2 separate regions of the Homo sapiens genome follow, and region 2 is linked to region 1. Evidence: chromatin loops called from intact Hi-C (ENCODE). Cell type or tissue: PC-3. All regions are shown on one strand. Links, peaks and the distances in the headings refer to the core of each region. The heading gives the core; the rest is flanking DNA.

Region 1 (4,412 bases), core at 96-4,095:
ACTCTCCATGCCTTCCCTCTGAAAATCTATTAGGAGTATGCCAGTCCTCTTGGTACCCTGGTGGCAGCTGTTCCACCTGGCTGCATTTAGTTGGCCATTTAGCCCTCTCTCATGTCTTCTAATTGCTCAGAGTTGTTATGCATCACTTGTTCTCTCCACGCTTAAAAATATCCGCTTGAAAAGATAAGCTCCACGAAGTGAGCAACTGAGCAAGCCTGCTGCCTCTCTACTCAAGGATGCACTTACACCAGTCTCAGAAAAGCTCCGCTAGTCTTAACTGTGGAATAAAGTGCTCAAAGGTATTGTTTTCCATCTGTATATCTAGACCTTAAGTCTTGAAAACATTGGATTCAGAAAACCAACACTGGCATTTCTGTATTGTGACCCTAGAAATGTGATTTCAATGGTAATCAACGAGGGGAAAATGAGGAAAGAGAGAACCTACTGGCTTCTTACACAAAATTATTTTGTTTAGACTTGAATAATTTGAATAATTATTTAACTCAGTGCTTCAATTTTCTCACCAGTGAAACAAGAATGGTGGTAGGCCAATGGTTCCTGAACTGTGGAGGCTGTCAGAACCACCTGGAGAGCTTGTTAAAACACAGATTGATAGGTCTCACTCCTTAGTTTCTGACTCAGAAGGTTTGAAGAGGCCCAAGAAGTTGAATTTCTACCAGGTTCCCAGGCCATGCTGATGCTGGTAATATGGAGAGCACTCTTTGAGACCACGGGGATAGAGCATGTTTATAGTTTCCTTCACGCTTGCACACTAGAAGCACAACAAGGAAAAATAAGCTCTGTAGTTTTCCTGCTAAAAAAAGAAATTTTGCAAAAGCCATTTATCCACCTGGAGGATATTTATGTGCAGGGCATTTCTGAGTAGCGTTTAAGGCTGTCATCTAATGGCAGTTATTGTGTCTGTTTATATATGTCACAGATGCATAAATTTGAGATGAATTTTAGAAGGTTTGTCTATGTGCAAGTCATTTAGAAGATATATTCACCTGAATGGAATTGTGGGGAAGTAATCAGTAGGATTTAATCCCCTATTAAAGTAGCAGATTTTTTTTTTGAAAGACAAAATAGTGTTATTGCTAATAATAGTTTATATATATCCGAAGTAAGTATTTAATCTGAATATCTAAAAAGTTTTATGAAAATGAACTCAGTATTTTACACAATATTTCTATGAGATTGGTTAGGTAGCAAATACTATGCACATTTTTTTTCATGGGAATACTTAGAATACTGAAAGACTTGTTTTAGATAACACTATAATCAAAGGTATAAGTGCAGTCTATCTTGCTGCCTGCCACCTCCTATAGGTCTTTCCAATTTATCAAAGAAATATGTGGCTTGGATGGCCCATGTTTGGGAAACTTTTATTTTTTCACTTTTATAATGCAATATTCATGAAGTCATTTCTATTATATATAAACTATAGATTATGCTTTTTATTTTTTAGCTTATCTGGGGCTTCTAGTATAACTTTGAGAACTTGGACTCAAGACAGATCTAGGTTCTAGTTCCAGTTTCTTCCTAATTATTAGCTATGGTGCTTTTCTGTGCATTGATTTATTACCTGGGAAATAGGACTTGTGATAATCTACCTCTGTGACAATTAAATGAGGTCATACTGATTATATCTGGCACATAAAATGATTATATCTGGCACATTAATGTTACATGTTAGCTATGATAATGTTTTCTCTCCTGTTGAGGAACTTTACATACTCTTTCTCTTTTACAAGACATGTAAAGTCATCATTTTAATGCTTATTTAAGAAAAAAATACAAAATTATCAAGCATAATTTCTTCCTTAACTCTGTATCAAAATTTGGAGTATAGGTCAGCTTCGATCTCCAGTTAGAAATAATTAGATATATTCCATCATGGCATCAGACATTCCATCTTTTCTCCTTGCCTTCCTTTATCCACTCAGTTAATAAAAATCTCTATTATCTTCCATTTGCTATGTCCTGATGACACAGACCTCAAGGAACTCACTTTCTAGTAGGGAGAGGTAAGTAGAAAAACAAGTAATTTGCATTAATCCGTTTTCACACTGCTATAAAAATGCTATCTGAGACTGGGTAATTTCATAAAACAAAAGAGGTTTAATTGACTCATAGTTCTGCGTGGCTGGGGAGGCCTCAGGAAAACATTATCATGGTGGAAGGCAAGGGGATGCAGGCACCTCTTACATGATGGCAGGTGAGAGAGAAGTGCAGGGGAAACCACCACTTAACACCATCAGATCCCCTGAGAACTCACTCACTATCATGAGAATAGCATGGGGGAAACTGCCTTCATGGTCCAATCACTTCCTACCAGGCCCCTCCCTCAACACATGGGGATTACAGTTCAAGATGAGATTTCGGTGGGGACACAGAGCCAAACTGTTTCATAATGAAAACATTGTTTCTTAAGTACTATGACAGAACAAAATTCTGGGACTCCAGAGGAGGGAATAACACATTCTGGCTGAGGATCAGGAAATGCTTCAGGGGAAAGATGGCATTCTCACAAAGTTTTAGAAGGTGTTTACAAGGTGAACAAAGTAAAGCTAGGGAAAGAACGATTTATGAAATAATAAATGTTTTACAAGCTATTGAAAATATGGGAGAGTTCATAGTGTTAAAAAACTGTGAGTCAGTGTGTGGATAGGGAAAGAGGTTGGAGGGGAAGGAGGACAGAGGTGAGATGATTCTAGACACTCAGAGACCAAAATGTGAAGGTGCACATGTGCCTGTCATGCAGAAAAATTCAGACTTTGTCTTGAGGGTGCTGGGGAAGGTATTGAAGAGTTTTAAAAAAGGTACTGATATGATTTGATGCGTGTTTTACAAAGATGTGTAGAAAAATCTCATCCAGTCCATATGACTCAAAATTGTAATTAACTGACTATATGAACCTTTAAAGCTTCAGATTTTTTTTCCTAGGAATTAAATTCCTCTTTTTTGCTCTGAATGATAAAGATAATTTTGTTAGAACACCGAGAATTAAGGCTCTTTCTTGTAAGATGCTAAAATCAAGTTATTATCCATTTAAGTAGACATTACAGATTGCCTTTAGAAGTGTAAAATGTGCTGGAGATCTGCTGAAAAAAACAACAGGTGTAAAATGTTGACTGTTTTGTCAAATGCTGTGAATTTTGTTTTTGTAAATGAAGTTTTTTTTCTTTTACAAAAATAAAAAGTGTATTTTCTGTCTGTGCTTATTGCACACTTGAAATCATAATGGTCGTTTATGACATCAGATTTTGTCCCTGTGGAAAGGATTATGATGTTGTAAAGATAACATTATGATTTTGAGTAAAGAAGAATAAGGAACAGATGATCTCTTAAAAATGCAAATTCTATTTTTATGCAAATATCTTTCTTTGTAAAATACTCAAAAAAAATGCATACATTAGTTCATTAAAAGTGCCATAGAAGCAGAAATCTCTTTACTGAATGAATTTTCAAGTTTCCACTAGCCATCTGAAACCTTTTGTAAATGTGAACTCCAATTCAAAAAACTTAAAAAGATACCTTAAAAGATTTGAAATAGCGATTTTTTGTTTTATGAAAATGACTTTTATCAGTTTATCATTAAAAATTCAAGTTACATTTATACCTCTATTGAAAAATGGCTGCTGACAAAGCCATAAAAAACAAATTTAAAAAGCAATCTTTGATGGATGGGAAATATAAATTAAATATAAAAAGTTTTTGCTTACCTGTCTTCTGAAACCACTGGGAGTCTAAAAACTTAACAGCGTATTTAGAAAGCATTGTTGAGAAGGCCCCACCTCCCTTTTTTTTTTTTTTTTTTGTTTTGTTTTTTTTTGTTTTGAGGTATGTTCAGTTGATTTTCTTTCAATCTCTTCCTACACAAAAACCACAGGGTCTCTTTGGTATATTTTAACTTGAGAATAGAATGCTATATTTTTTGATGTATGTAATAGAGATAATCTGCCACATTTTGCTTTCTTTCCACAAAATTACTTTCAATGCTTTCTGCAAAGTTGAGGAAAATTGGAGCCCTGAATATTTTAGAATGACAGTAGTGGCAAAAAAATGAGAGAAGATGCAATCAGATTTTTTTTATCATATATTTAAGAGCCTCCAATTTTATAGTCAGAGGCAAAACTTGGCTCTGAATTTAAGTTGCTTTCTTTATATCAAGGCTATTGATAGTGAAAAATAGTGCTCATCTAATAATGATTAGGTCTATTAGTAAAGCCTGCTTATTTTGTTTTTATGTAATAGAATCATTTAGTTATCAGCTATTTTAATCTGAGTAAGCCAGTATATTCTTAGAGCTAAGTTGTAATTTATAAGATGCTAAGCAGTGTCTGGCACTTAAAAATTATTCTTCTAGGTCTATACAACTGCAGACTGCCATCAAACCAGAACAACTCCAA
Region 2 (4,412 bases), core at 262-4,261, 60 kb after region 1:
GTATTGGATTACTCAATGAAAGAAAGAATGCTTCTTCAGAGGGCAGAGCTAATAGCAATGAATAAAAGTTATGGAGGCATAGATTTCACCTTATTTTAAGGTCAAATTTTAATATGATATTTATACTTATTTAGCACCAATAATTCTTGAAATCAACTTGATTAGCATTGAAATGAATGTACTTTATAATAGAATTGTAAATAAAATTGTCTCTTTAACAAAATGGGGATTGGGGTACTGATCCTCAACACTTGAAAATCTACATAGAACTTTTGACTCCCCACAAACTTAACTACTAATAGACCATGTTGCCCAAAAGCCTTACCAATTAATCAATTAACAAATATTTTGCAATTTATATGTATTATATAGTATATTTTTACCATAAAGAAAGCTAGAGAAAAGAAAATGTTATGAAGAAAATCATAAGAGGAAATATATTTTAGTACTGTATTGTATTTATTGATACCACAAGTTTAGTCATTTGTTTACAAGATGAATCTCTGAAATGGCAGGTAACTGCAGCTGCAAATCTCAGTCTATGGTACATATCAAGCAATTCAGCTTTTTTTTGCAACGCCATGACTTCTCTGCTTCTCGGAAGCACTTCCAGCATCACTAGTGGCACTTCGTATGTGTTCCATGTTGTTAGGCAAGGTTGAAAGTATTGCACTAAACAAAATGAAAAATACATGAGAAACACAAGAGATCCCTTTTTACTGCAATTTATTAGAGGAATGAACTCCTCATGCAGAAATGATTAGTGTCACGAAGTATTTTAAATGGATACTTGCAACACTTGAGCTCACTGCAAGAACAAAAGGAAGTGGCTATGAATTGATTACTGTTGTACAGTATGTACTACAGTTAATTTTATGCAGTCATGATTTAATACTGCATCTTTACGTTTGTTTACATTTCTCTCCACCATGAATGGTGCCATGTACAGTTTGTGTTTGGGTGCATGTTTCAATAAATTCTAACTTTGTATAGTGGATTTGTGTGTATTTTATGATAGTAGATGATAAAATAGATTAATATCTACATAGATTTTGTGCATTAATGCATACTTACCTTTTTCTTTTTTGATATTCCTAGGCTAGGTGTTCTGTGTGCAACATTTTTCAAATTGTTGTAAATCTCCAAAAAATTTATATATTTTTATATTATATAAAATGTATTATATATCATATGAAATATATTTATATATTAAATTTATATATATATTTATTGAAAAAACTCATGTGCAAGTGGACCCACATAGTTCAAAATCAAGTTGTTCAAGAATCAATTGTACAATACTATCAGAATTCTGAGGTATATTACATACATTTGTGGGATATAAAAATATTGATCAAATACAAAATTATTGATTTTCCCTACTTAAAAATCTATATTTATACTCATGCAACTATTAAATAATTGACAATATGGCAAGTACTCAGAGGCATAAGAAAGAAAGAAACTAAAAGAAGAGAAAGGACAGAAAAGAATATCTCCTATATATATATATTTGGTAACTTATTAAAAATGAGTAGTGAAAATGATACTGATAGAAAATATTTATCAAGTGCTTATTGTATTATAGTCATTGTGTTGTGCTTTAAATATAGTCTCATTTAATCCCTACAACACCTCAATGAAATAAGTGCTTTTATTTTCTCCATTTACATATGAAGAAAAAAATTTGCAATTACAAAGAGATAAGCATTTCAAAAGAAACTAATAGAACTTATAAATAAACTGTGTATTGCTTTCAAAATTGTAACTTCAGAAGGAATGTACTGAATTTTATATTTCTTTTAATAATATCAGTCTTGTGAACATTTTTGGATTGCATTCAGGGTCATTTTTTCAGTTCAATATTTGCTCTGTGCACCTGAATACATATCTAACCAAACTATTAGGCATGTGACTCATCGATAGAGAATTTCATTCTTTGGTTACTATATGGCTCATAGAAACACATTTCCGCTCTCTTTTATCTGACAAGGACTTCCATTTTATTGTCAGTATGAGGACAAATTCGAAATACACATGAAGTTTCCCAAAACATCTTAAAAATAGTACAGAAATTTGTATCTATGAGATTATTTTCAAATTATATTCAACATTCAGTTAAAATTTTCCTTAACATTCTTTCCTGTGGCCAGATCTTAAAACTAAAGTATCCTGAGGTGTGGGGAGTATCTGTGCATGGAGGAGTCCGCTCTGTGAGAGTGCTGGGAGACACTCCCTGGAGCAGACACTAATGCAATGGAGGCTTTTTGTTTGTTTGTTTTACTTGGAGAAGAGTAGCCTGAGAAAGACAACAGTGTTCCAGTCTGGAAAGCCATATATTAATTAGTGATATTTCCCATTAAATTAAGGAGAGGACAAGAGGGTTAAATTCAAGCAGGATGGTTTAGGTTGCAAATTTTGAAGATGATAGCACATCTTCACTGTAAAGGCTAGGAGAGGTTAGAATATGTTACCGAGGGAATTTGAGTGTGACAAAGTTACTTTTCTTTCATATGACAATCTATTGGCATTTATTTCTAATTACCATTGTCTCTTTGCTACTGAAGTTATTTTTGAATGAAAAGCATTCATTCATGCCATATCTCTTCCACATAGAATTTTTAGATATAAAAATTAATTAAAAATTTATAGCATTTAACCAGGGGTGAATGAAACTCAATTCTGCAATATTTATTCATATAAAGACCAAGATCCTAATTATCTAGGGAAGTCAGAGAAGGCCTAAAGAGACCCACGTGGGTATTATAGATTTGTTTTAGGAACTTAGGTGTCTGCCTTTTCTCTCCATGTTTTAAGTAGAGTTGTCAGATTTAGTAAATACAAATACAGGATGCCCAGTTAAATATGAATTTCAGATAAGCAATGAATAATATTTTAGTATAAATCTGTCCCCAAGACTATATTCTTATAATAAAAAAGTTGTTTATTGTTTACCTAAAATTCAAATTTAACTGGGCATCCTGTATTTTACCTGGCAACATTAGTTATAAGGGGAGCCTATAAGTGGATTAATCCTGAAGCTAATGAAGCTTAAGTTTTCAGGGGTCTTCGCTGGCAGGATTTTGTTTAAATCTAATGTTGTCTTGGCAATTTTCCAGCCTTTTCTTTAGAGCCTCCTTCCCAATTATATAAACCTGAGGCTCCACGAAATTTAGATATGACCCTGCAGGAGAAGTAATATGAAGAGACAGTCGACAAGGTGACAGAAGAAGTAAATTTAGCAGGCTTGAGGAGATTGTTGATGCCCTTGTCACATTCGGAAATTATTTTCCAGGAGATAATTAAATAATCACTGGGCCTTGAGGCATCTTTGTAGTTGAAACTTGACTGTCACTGTATAGGGAAGAGACAGGAATAAGTTTTCCACTTTGTTGCTACAGCCTAAGAGTGAAAAATTCAATGCTCTGAGAAAGGCAGTAAAATTTCTTTTTGCATGGATACAATCAGCAAATGAAGACTCAATAATTTTGTTTCTACTTACCAAATTCAACTCTTCAGATCTCATAGACTTTAAATGCCGAAAGGAAGTTATAAAATAAAAAATGAGAATGGCAAAGAAGTGTCCTCCAGAAAAGCAGATCTGGCTTTATTCTAAGGCTCATTCACAAAAAGGCAAAGCTAAATATTTTGTCTTCCTCCTTGATGCAGTGTCCTGCTTTGTGTAATAAACCACAGAAATGACTCAGCTCCCCTGCATTTAATAAAGACTATAAGGGTGATAATCCTCTTTTTAATCACTCAAGACACTGCCTGATTCTTAGAGCCTACAGTTTTGGGAGTGTTATTGATGGGAGTGCTATTGAAGTGCTATTGATTAGGTTTTCAGGTTAAATCTTTTGTGGCTTCAAGAAGCACAGAAACGGTGTAAAGAAGTTCCACTTAAGTGCCTGATATGGATTAAGGGAACTTTTCTTCATTCAAGAAATTAATTCAGCAAACATTTGCTGTGTGTTTCCTAAGTGCCAGACACTGTGCTAGGAATGGGATTGCTTTGGGTTTTCAGTACTTAACTGGGAATTAATTGATGGAGGGAGAAAACGCTTTTTTTTTTCTTTTATTATACTTTAAGTTTTAGGGTACATGTGCATGTGCACAACGTGCAGGTGTGTTACATTTATATACATGTGCCATGTTGGTGTGCTGCACCCATTAACTCGTCATTTAACATTAGGTATATCTCCTAATGCTATCCCTCCCCCCTCCCCCCACCCCACAACAGGCCCCGGTGTGTGATGTTCCCCTTCCTGAGTCCATGTGTTCTCATTGTTCAATTCCCACCTATGAGTGAGAACATGTGGTGTTTGGTTTTTTGTCCTTGCGATAGTTTGCTGAGAATGATGGTTTCCAGCTTCATCCATGTCCCTACAAAGGATATGAACTCATCATTTTTT

The links. Hi-C counts contacts between places; a loop is a spot of excess contacts. Peaks named below come from ENCODE experiments on the same cell type or tissue, not always from the same donor. Only the 100,000 strongest peaks of a DNase experiment are listed, where the experiment ranks them.
Region 2: it touches region 1 in a loop (6-fold over the local background); 1 of 110 quality-filtered maps calls a loop at or near these places.

What each region holds. Positions count from the first base shown.
Region 1 is chr13:60,870,648-60,875,059 of GRCh38, forward strand. No RefSeq gene overlaps it. Among named protein-coding and RNA genes, the nearest start is that of LINC01442, 44 kb to the right of the region's middle. In PC-3, for the core only: no CTCF peak of the experiment used is centred there; no DNase peak of the experiment used is centred there; H3K27ac peaks cover 1,505 bases.
Region 2 is chr13:60,930,135-60,934,546 of GRCh38, forward strand. All of the region lies in intron 1 of LINC01442 (long intergenic non-protein coding RNA 1442), which reads left to right. Among named protein-coding and RNA genes, the nearest start is that of LINC01442, 16 kb to the left of the region's middle. In PC-3, for the core only: no CTCF peak of the experiment used is centred there; a DNase peak (open chromatin) is centred at 1,917; H3K4me3 peaks cover 2,481 bases; H3K27ac peaks cover 3,438 bases.